Linked DNA regions of Mus musculus: region 1 is linked to region 2. Evidence: chromatin loops called from intact Hi-C (ENCODE). Cell type or tissue: heart. All regions are shown on one strand.

Region 1 (5,000 bases), 1.3 Mb before region 2:
CAGCCCTATGTTGTGGATTAGTGCTTATACTATGGCTGGTTTGCAAACTCAAATCTCAACAGAGATGTGACAAGGTGATGATTGCTCAAGCACTTGCTGCCATAGAGCAAGGCACCTCCCCTAAAATCTGGTTATTTATGCTAAGATGACCTTGCAAGCACTAGACTGCTCAGCTCTTGTACTCCTAGAGGCTAGACTCATTGCACAGGAAAGAGTGAGTAGGTTTCTGACTCTTATGGATTGCTGGGCTAAGCACTGCATAGGAGTTGCTCAGAGATTAGAGTGCTCCTAGAAGACACGTTGATTTGCATGAGGGTTGAGTGGCCAAGTGTCCCTCCCCTACGAAAAACGGCATGGGAGCAGGTCAGGGTTGCTCTGGGAAAAGACCTGTGAGCCTAAGAGTTAATCCTGTACATAGCCCCTATTTCTGCACACTAGGGATTCTACCTCTATCTTCATCCATTAAAGAGTGGCTTGCATTTTATAAAACTTAAAAGGGGGAATTGTAGAAAGCCACAATGATACTTGACGTCACTAGATGGCGCTAAACCTCCATTGTGCCAAACCGATCTCTTTGTTTAGATCAAGCTGTGTTGTGCGAATGTGTAGGGAGCAAAAGCCCGCCAAGTCACTAGCCCATCCCCGGGGTGTATGAGATCTTGGGTGAAGCTGCCAGTTGGGTATAGACCCTTCACACCAGGGGGTATTTAAGCAACACGTTTCTGAGCCTTCTTTGTCTTCCTCATCAACATATAATAAAGATTAGCTACGAAAGGATCTTGTGTCCCATGTGCATTCCTGCGGGCTGGAACAATAGCTCAGGACAGGGGTGGAATCACCATGCCTGACCTAAACCTGTACTATAGAGCAATTGTGATAAAAAGTGCATGGTACTGGTATAACGACAGAGAAGTAGACCAATGGAACAGAATTGATGAGCCTGAGATGAACCCACACACCTATGGTCACTTGATCTTTGACAAGGGAGCAAAAATCATCCAGTGGAAAAAAGACAGCATTTTCAACAAATGGTGCTGGCACAACTGGCGGTTATCATGTAGAAGAATGCGAATCAATCCATTCCTATCTCCTTGTACTAAGGTCAAATCTAAGTGGATTAAGGAACTCCACATAAAAACAGAGACACTGAAACTTATAGAGGAGAAAGTAGGGAAAAGCCTTGATATATGGGTAGAGGGGAAAAATTCCTGAATAGAACAGCAATGGCTTGTGCTGTAAGATCGAGAATCGATAAATGGGACCTCATGAAGTTGCAAAGCTTCTGTAAGGCAAAAGACACAGTCAATAAGAGAAAAAGACCACCAACAGATTGGGAAAGGATCTTTACCTATCCTAAATCAGATAGGAGACTAATATTCAATATATATAAAGAACTCAAGAAGGTGGACTCCAGAAAATCAAATAACCCCATTAAAAAAATGGGGCTCTGAGCTAAACAAAGAATTCTCACCTGAGGAATACCGAATGGCAGAGAAGCACCTGAAAAAATGTTCAACATCCTTAATCATCAGGGAAATGCAACTCAAAACGAACCTGAGATTGCACCTCACACCAGTCAGAATGGCTAAGATCAAAAATTCAGGTGACAGCAGATGCTGGTGAGGATGTGGAGAAAGAGGAACACTCCTTCATTGTTGGTGGGATTGCAAGCTTGTACAACCACTCTGGAAATCAGTTTGGAGGTTCCTCAGAAAATTGGACATAGTACTACCAGAGGATCCAGAAATACCTCTCCTGGGCATATATCCAGATGAGGTCCCAACCGGTAAGAAGGACACATGCTCCACTATGTTCATAGAAGCCTTATTTATAATAGCCAGAAGCTGGAAAGAACCCAGATGCCCCTCAACAGAGGAATGGATACAGAAAATGTGGTACATTTACACAATGGCGTACTGCTCAGATATTAAAAGGAATGAATTTATGAAATTCCTAGGCAAATGGATGGACCTGGAGGGCATCATCCTGAGTGAGGTAACACAATCACAAAGGAACTCACACAATATGTACTTACTGATAAGTGGATAGTAACCCAAAAACTTAGGATACCCAAGATATAAGATACAATTTGTTAAACACATGAAACTCAAGGAGAACAAAGACCGAAGTGTGGACACTGTGCCCCTTCTTAGAATTGGGAACAAAACACCCATGTAAAGAGTTACAGAGATAAAGTTTGGAGCTGTGACCAAAAGATGGACCATCTAAACACTGCCATATCCAGGAATCCATCCCATAATCAGCTTCCAAACGATGATACCATTGCATACACCAGCAAGATTTTGCTGAAAGGACCCAGATATAGCTGTCTCTTGTGAGACAATGCTGGGGCCTAGCAAACACAGAAGTGGATGCTCACAGTCAGCTATTGGATGGATCACAGGGTCCCCAATGGAGGAGCTAGAGAAAGTACCCAAGGAGCTAAAGGGATCTGCATCCCTGTAGGTACAACAACATTATGAACTAACCAGTACCCTGGAGCTCTTGACTCCAGCTGCATATGTATCAAAAGATGGCCTAGTCAGCCATCACTGGAAAGAGAGGCCCATTGGACTTGCAAACTTTATATGCCCCAGTACAGGGAAACGCCAGGGCCAAAAAGTGGGAGTGGGTGGGTTGGGGAGTGTGTGTGGGGGGGTGTATTCGGGACTTTTTGGATAGCATTGGAAATGTAAATGAGGAAAATACCTAATAAAAATTAATTCTAAAAAGAAAAAGAAAAACGATAATTTAAGTAGAAAACAGGGAAAAAACATTGTAACATGTCCTCAAAGAGGACATATGGAGGTTATAAGTTTGGCCAGTAAGATGTGCAAATGAGACCAGCATGAAACATTATTGTTGCAACAGCAAATAATAATTAGTGATATTGATAGCAAATGCTGGAGAGAGAGACACACACTAGATCTTCCTCATCCTGTGGGATCACACAGTTACCTTTTTATTGTGACAGCTGGAGATTCTTTGAGACAGGGTCCTCCTATGTCATCCTAGCTGACCTAATTCTTGCTATGTAGCCCAGAATGCTTTGTGACTTACAGAAATCCTCCTACCTTAGCCTTCCAAGTCTTGGTACTATAAGGCTGTGTCTCCTTGTCTGGCTGGAAGCTACCCTTGAAAACAGTCTGGTAGTTTAATTTTTAAATAATAATAATAATAATAATAATAATAATAATAATAATAATAATAATAATATAAAAACAATTTAAATGTTTAAATAAATAATAATCCTAAAATTAAACAGACTCTAAGAGCCAGAGTCCAAGGAGGACCAGAGAAATGGTGTGTTCTGAACAGGACAGGACAGCCATATTCATGAACTCTCAGCAGCTGTGTGTGCCAGCCATGACCAAGCCAACCCTGTCAGCATTACCTCATGGAAAGTGTGGTATATGAGAAGCCCCACCCACAGCTGATGGCTTCTGTGAAGGCAAAGTCAGTGCTCTTTAAGGGTATGTCCCCTGACAGACCGATGAATCCCCAGTGGATGGCCTTACACTCTTGAGTGTACGGGCAGCACAAATCAGATGCCATAGGCTATAAAGAAAAAATAAAGGACATAAACTTGGGAGGGGTAGATCTGAAAAGAGTCAGGAGAAGGAGTTGGGGGTGAATAAAAATACACTGTATGCATGTATGAGATTATTTTAAGATTAATTAAAATACCATATTAAAAATATTCAGCATACTTAACAGGAAAGACCAGCATGCAGGATATTTATTCCAGAGACATGAAAATGAAGGTTTACACAAAACTTTGGACCCAATTATCCATAGCAATTTTATTCATATCTTGGAACTGAAAATACCAAACTGTCCTTTGGTAGGTAACCCACCCATGGAGCAGCATGCCATGAGATGGTACTCTGTGGTGAAAAAGCACAGACTTTCACACACTTGAATGAGTGTCAAGGACATATGTCGAGTGAGAAGAGCCTGTTTCAAAAGGCCACATGTAACATGATGATGGCCATTAGCGATGGCCGGGAGGTGAACTGTTGCTACTTAGGGTGGGGTGGGGGAGCAGGAAGTCATCTTCAGAAGTCTTGGAACTCAGGGTAGTTCTGCAGCTTGGGTGGAGTAGTGTCTGTGAGTCTACAGATGTGACATGATGGCCTCCAGCCTCACAGGACACACCAGCATTTCCTTCTTGGCTTAACATATGTGTGGTGGTCACTGCAGGAAGGTGAGTGTAGGAATCTGCCTTCATGAACTCAGGGCCTTTTGTACTGCCTATGCAACTTCCAGTAGACTTACAATAATCCCAAAGCAAGAGTCTTAAAAGCACCCTAGCCCTTAGTGATGAAACCAGTGAACCCATGCAGAGAAAAGGCAAATCACAGGGGAAAAAAACAAAAAACAAACAAAAAAAACCCAACACCAATAGCATTACTTTCACATTACAAAGTTTTTAAGGGTCTCCCTACATCTGAACTGCAGTTAGTGAGGCTGGGTCATTCTGAGATGGTGGCCCAAAGTACTCTAGAAATTCGGAAAGCAAAACTCAACCTCCAAAATTCAGTTTCTCCAAAAACACCAAGTGAATCACCCAGATGCTACAAAGTTTGGCTGCTTGTTCCTACACATGAATGCAAGATGGTGCAGCCTCCAATACCTCAAAGAGACAGACATTGCCCTAAATCCTATCTTTTAAAAGTCTGGATTTTTAAGATAAGAATTACATAGAATATTACCCAATTTAAGAATATTTTTAAAGACCTGTTTCCATGGGTTGGCTCATGCCACATGCTGTAGTTCTGAATTACTCCAACCTGGAGTTAGTTTTAAGCCAACTTTATGTTACCAATGTTACAAATTTTTAATCATACCCAATATCTTATAAACCAATAATCTATATCCAAGACATGCAGAACATGTTTATACTTTAAAAACCAGTCAGACACAACAATGAAATGACCGCATACATTTACTTATTAAAACCAGACAAAATTCTTAATTTTTCTAGTTGTAATTTCAAG
Region 2 (5,000 bases):
GCCCAGCTGTCTTAGGGTTTCCATTGCTGTGAAGAGGCGCCATAGCCAAAACAACTCTTAATTTAATCAGGGCTGACTTACAGGTTCCGAGGTTCAGTCCACAGGAGAAACAAAGTGCTGAGATCAGGATGTAAAATGAATAAATAAAAAGAGGGACTTAGAGAAATGGCTCAGGGGTTAAGAGCACTGACTGCTCCTCCAGAGGTCCTGAGGTCAATTCCCAGCAACCACGTGGTGGCTCACACCCATCTGTAATGAAATCTGGTGCCCTCTTCTGGCATGCAGGCAGGCATGCAGGCAGAACACTATACATAATTAATTAATTTTTTTAAGAAAAGAAAAATAAGATGCTTTTAATAAATAAAGTGTTAAAGTTTCCTTTTTGGACTGGCAGTTGGTGGTTGCTGAGGGTAGCTTATTCATGAGTAGTCAGTTGAGTTATGTTAGGTGATTAATAAACACCTCTCCTGAATGCCAAAGGGCTGAGAGGCACCTGAAAAGATGATAATCATCAGGGAAATGCAAATCAAAACAACCCTGAGATTCCATCTCACACCAGTCAGAATGGCTAAAATCAAAAATTCAGGTGACATCAGATGCTGGCAAGGATGTGGTAAAAGAAGAACACTCCTCCATTGTTGGCAAGCTTGTACAACCACTCTGGAAATCAGTCTGGCGGCTCCTCAGAAAATTGGACATAGTACTACTTGAGGATCCTGCAATACCTCTCCTGGGCATATACCCAGAAGATGTCCCAACTGGTAAGAAGTACACATGCTCCACTATGTTCATAGCAGCCTCATTTATAATAGCTGGAAGCTGGAAAGAACCCAGATGTCCCTCAACAGAGGAATGGATACAGAAAATGTGGTACATTTACATAATGGAGTACTACTCAGCTATTAAAAACAATGAATTTATAAAATTCTTGGGCAAATGGATGTATCTGGAGGGTATCATCCTGAGTGAGGTAACCCAATCACAAAAGAAGTCACTTGATATGCACTCACTGATAAGTAGATACTAGCCCTAAAACTTAGAATACCCAAGATACAATTTGCAAAACACAAGAAAATCAAGAAGAAGGAAGACCAAAGTGGGGATACCTCGCTCCTCCCTAGAATAGGGAACAAAATACCCATGGAAGGAGTTACAGAGACAAAGTTTGGAGCTGAGACAAAAGGATGGACCATCCAGAGACTGCCCCACCTGGGGGTTCATCCCATAATCAGCCACCAAACCCAGGCACTATTGCATATGCCAGCAAGATTTTGCTGAAAGGACCCTGATATAGCTGTCTCTTGTGAGACTATGCCGGGGCCTAGCATCCATAAGTGGATGCTCACAGTCAGCTATTGGATGGATCACAGGGCCCCCAATGGAGGAGCTAGAGAAAATACCCAAGGAGCTAAAGGGGTCTGCAACCCTATAGGTGGAACAACAATATGAACTAACCAGTACCCCCAGAGCTCGTGTCTCTAGCTGCATATGTATCAGAAGATGGCCTAGCCGGCCATCATTGGGAAGAGAGGCCTCTTGGTATTGCAAACTTTTTATGCCCCAGTACAGGGGAACTCCAGGGCCAAGAAGTGGGAGTGGGTGAGTAGCGGAGCAGGGTAGGGGGGAGGATATAGGGGACTTTTGGGATAGCATTTGAAATGTAAATGAAGAAAATATCTAGTAAAAAGTTTTTTAAAAATAAAATAAAATAAACACCTCTCCTGGTAGGCCTTTACAGAGAGCGATGGCACAGAGAAGTCAAGACTAGGGAGGAAATCAAGTTATTCACACGCCTCAATCAAAATGGAGGAATTGTATGAATCGATTAGGCCTTTGCTGATCTCTTTCGCAAAGTCATCTTGGTTTTAACTGTTAGAGGATGGGAATGAAAACAGACTAACTTGAGTCAGGTGTGCGAGGCGACAGATGGCCACAGTACTCGCCTGAGAGGAGACTACCACATCCCAGACGGGATTCAAAAGTGCTAAGCGATTTGGGCTTTATTATCTAGACAGCAGTAGCAGCTGCCTGAGGCCACACGCTGAAACGCACATGCACACGCGCACGCACATGCGCACGCACGCACGCACACACACAGAAAAAAAAGCTGTGGTTTACAGATAAGCCAAATAAACAGCCACTACAGCAAAGCCCACATGCTATCTTACTTACATTTCTCCCACCCAGAGCCGCCCTTGCCCAGCGTCTCCATGCTGTATACATACCCACCAGCTGGTCACTTGCTGGTATCTAGGTCATCAGATGATTGAAGCCAGGGAGTCAACGAGCTCTTGCCCTGCTTTTTCCTGGTTTCTCTGTGTTTAAAACGGTGAAGTCGGGTGGAGCCAATAAACACTTCATAATTCCTGGACATTGACCAGAGACCACGTAGATGAGGCTGGCTTCCCACTGGTCACCCTGTCCACCCACTCTCATAATGATACTGCAAGTATCAAGACTCCCAAAATGTCCTCATTTGTAAGCGCCACCACCTATTGTACAAAAGAGCTCAGGTGCTGGAATGAGCTCGCCACCTAGTGGACACTCTGGGCTATGGCTGACACAATGCAAATAGGAGATTGGGGCATTGGTCGGCCCTGGACTGTGGAATGACTTATGACAGCAAAAACAAGAGCACCTTAAAAGCAGCCCAGTTTTCTTGTGTCTTTTATTGTGAGGAAAGGACAGTCAATGGCAAAAACAGTCCGCAGCGTTATAAAATGGTGCATCAGACAGAACCTGGAACAAGATGGAATGGGGAGGGGATGTGAGGGGGACCTTGTTAGTAATAAACAATGTCTTCAGTAGTTACTTATGTGAAGTAGAATTAGGAGTTGGCAAGATGGCCCAACAGTAAAGAATACATGTTACTCTTACAGAAAACCCTGCTTCAGTTGCCAGCATCTCCGGGGAAGCTCACAACCATCCAGAGCTCCAAGACCTCCTCCGACACTCTCTTCTGGCTTCTTCTGGGGCAGGGCACGTATGTGGTTCTTGGACACACATGCAGGAAAAACACTCATACACATAAAACAAAAATAAAAAATCTTTGAAAAATAAAAGAGTGGAATTAAAATCCCATTGTCACTTAGGCTAGGCACCAGCTTCAAGGATGAACAAAAATCAGAGCTGGGGATGTGGTTCAGTTGATGGAGCACTTAGAATAAATAGACTATTTTAAGTTAAGATCTAGTCAGAGAAGAGCCTAGCTATATGGCCAAGGTGTTGGTAAATATATTTTGAGTCTGAGTCTTATTTTAGGGAACATGGGACTGGGAGGAAGAACCATCAAACTTCTACAGGGCATAGTGGTACATGCCTGTAATCTCAGCACTTGGGAGGTGGAGGCTGGAGGATAGGGGCTTCAACATCATTCTCATCTATACAGTGAGTTGGAGGCCAGCCAGGGCTACCTTAGAGAGACCTTGTTTCAGAAATAATAATGATTCTGAGTGAAGTAACCCAGACCCAGAAAGACAAATGGCATGTGTTCTCTCACATTTGTGGGTGCTAGCTTTGAATCTTTACATATGTGTGTTTAAATTGGGGTACCCATAGGGTCAGGAAAATAGTAAGTAATAGTCTATTTATTCTAATCTACATTACCTGTGCTCAGGTCTTGTCACATCTTCTTAGGCAAGTCTCCCGTACCTGTTACTATCCCAGATCCTTTCTGCCTCCAAGATGTCGCACCTCCTATTTCCTGCCTAAGCCAGAAGCCACCAGATTTTTATTGATAAGTGCCACATCTATACAGACACAAGATATTCTCTCTACAGTGCCGTTTTCATTCCTTGATGATGCTATCTAGGGCCTCTTCCATGCTGGGAAAGTGCTCCATCAACTGAGCCACATCCCCAGGACCCAATGAGAAGACCAATCCTAAGGATAATAGGTAAAGGGCCAGCAAATATCTTCACAAAATTATACAAGGAAACTTCCCTAACCTAAAGAAAGAGGTATCCATGAAGATAAAAGAAGACTACAGAGCTCCAAATTCCTCCCGTCACATAATAATCAAAACAGCAAATGCACAAAACAAAGAAAGAATATTAAAAGCAGTAAGAGAAAAAAAGTCAAGTAACAAATAAAGGCAGGCCTATCAAAATTACACTAGATTTTTTTACCAGAGACAATGAAAGCCAGAAGATCCTGGTCAGACATCATACAGACACTAAGAGAACACAAATGTCAGCCCAGGCTACTATACCCAGCAAAACTCTCAATTACTATAGATGGAAAAACCAAGATATTCCATGACAAAGACAAATTTTCACAATATCTTTCCACAAATCCAGCCCCACAAAGGAAGATAAAAGGGAAACTCCAACACAAGGAGGTAAACTACACCCTAGAAAAAGCAATAAAATGATCTTCTTTTTAACAAACCAAAAAGAAGATGGCCACATAAACATAATTCCACCTCCTACAACAACAAAAAAAAAAAAAAAAAAAAAAAAAAACAGGAAGAAGCCATCACTTTTCCTTAATATCTCTTAATATCAAAAGACTCAATTCCCCCAATAAAAAGACATAGACTAAAAGACTGGGTGCATAAATAGGACCCAACATTTTGCTGCATACAGGAAGCCCACCTCAGTGACAAAGACAGACACTACCTCAGAGTAAAAGGCTGGGAAACAATTCTCCAAGCAAATGATCCAAAGAAGCAAGCTGTAGTAGTCACTCTAATATGGAATAAAATTGACTTTCAACCAAAAGTTATCAAAAAAGATAAGGAGGGACACTTCATACTCATCAAAGGAAAAATCTACCAAGATGAACTCTCAATTCAGAACATCTATGCTCCAAATGCAAGGGCAGCCACATTCATTAAAGACACTTTAATGAAGCTCAAAGCACACATTGCACGGCACACAATAATAATAGGAGACTTCAACACCCCGCTCTCATCCATGGACAGATCATGGAAACACAAAATAAGCAGACTCACAGTGAAACTAACAGAGTTATGAACCAAATGGATTTAGCAGATATTT

Evidence for each region. A loop is a pair of places that touch in the nucleus more often than their neighbours do. Peaks named below come from ENCODE experiments on the same cell type or tissue, not always from the same donor. Only the 100,000 strongest peaks of a DNase experiment are listed, where the experiment ranks them.
Region 1: a loop joins it to region 2, with 8 times the contacts of the local background. A loop is called at or near these places in 3 of 42 quality-filtered maps.

What each region holds. Positions count from the first base shown.
Region 1 is chr7:18,392,284-18,397,283 of GRCm38, reverse strand. No RefSeq gene overlaps it. Among named protein-coding and RNA genes, the nearest start is that of Psg28, 37 kb to the left of the region's middle. In heart, no CTCF peak of the experiment used is centred here; no DNase peak of the experiment used is centred here.
Region 2 is chr7:17,071,526-17,076,525 of GRCm38, reverse strand. It overlaps Psg16 (pregnancy specific glycoprotein 16), which reads right to left and starts at 2,486. Exons shown (of 5, transcript NM_007676.4): 1 at 2,226-2,486. In heart, a CTCF peak has its summit at 2,540 (motif pointing left); no DNase peak of the experiment used is centred here.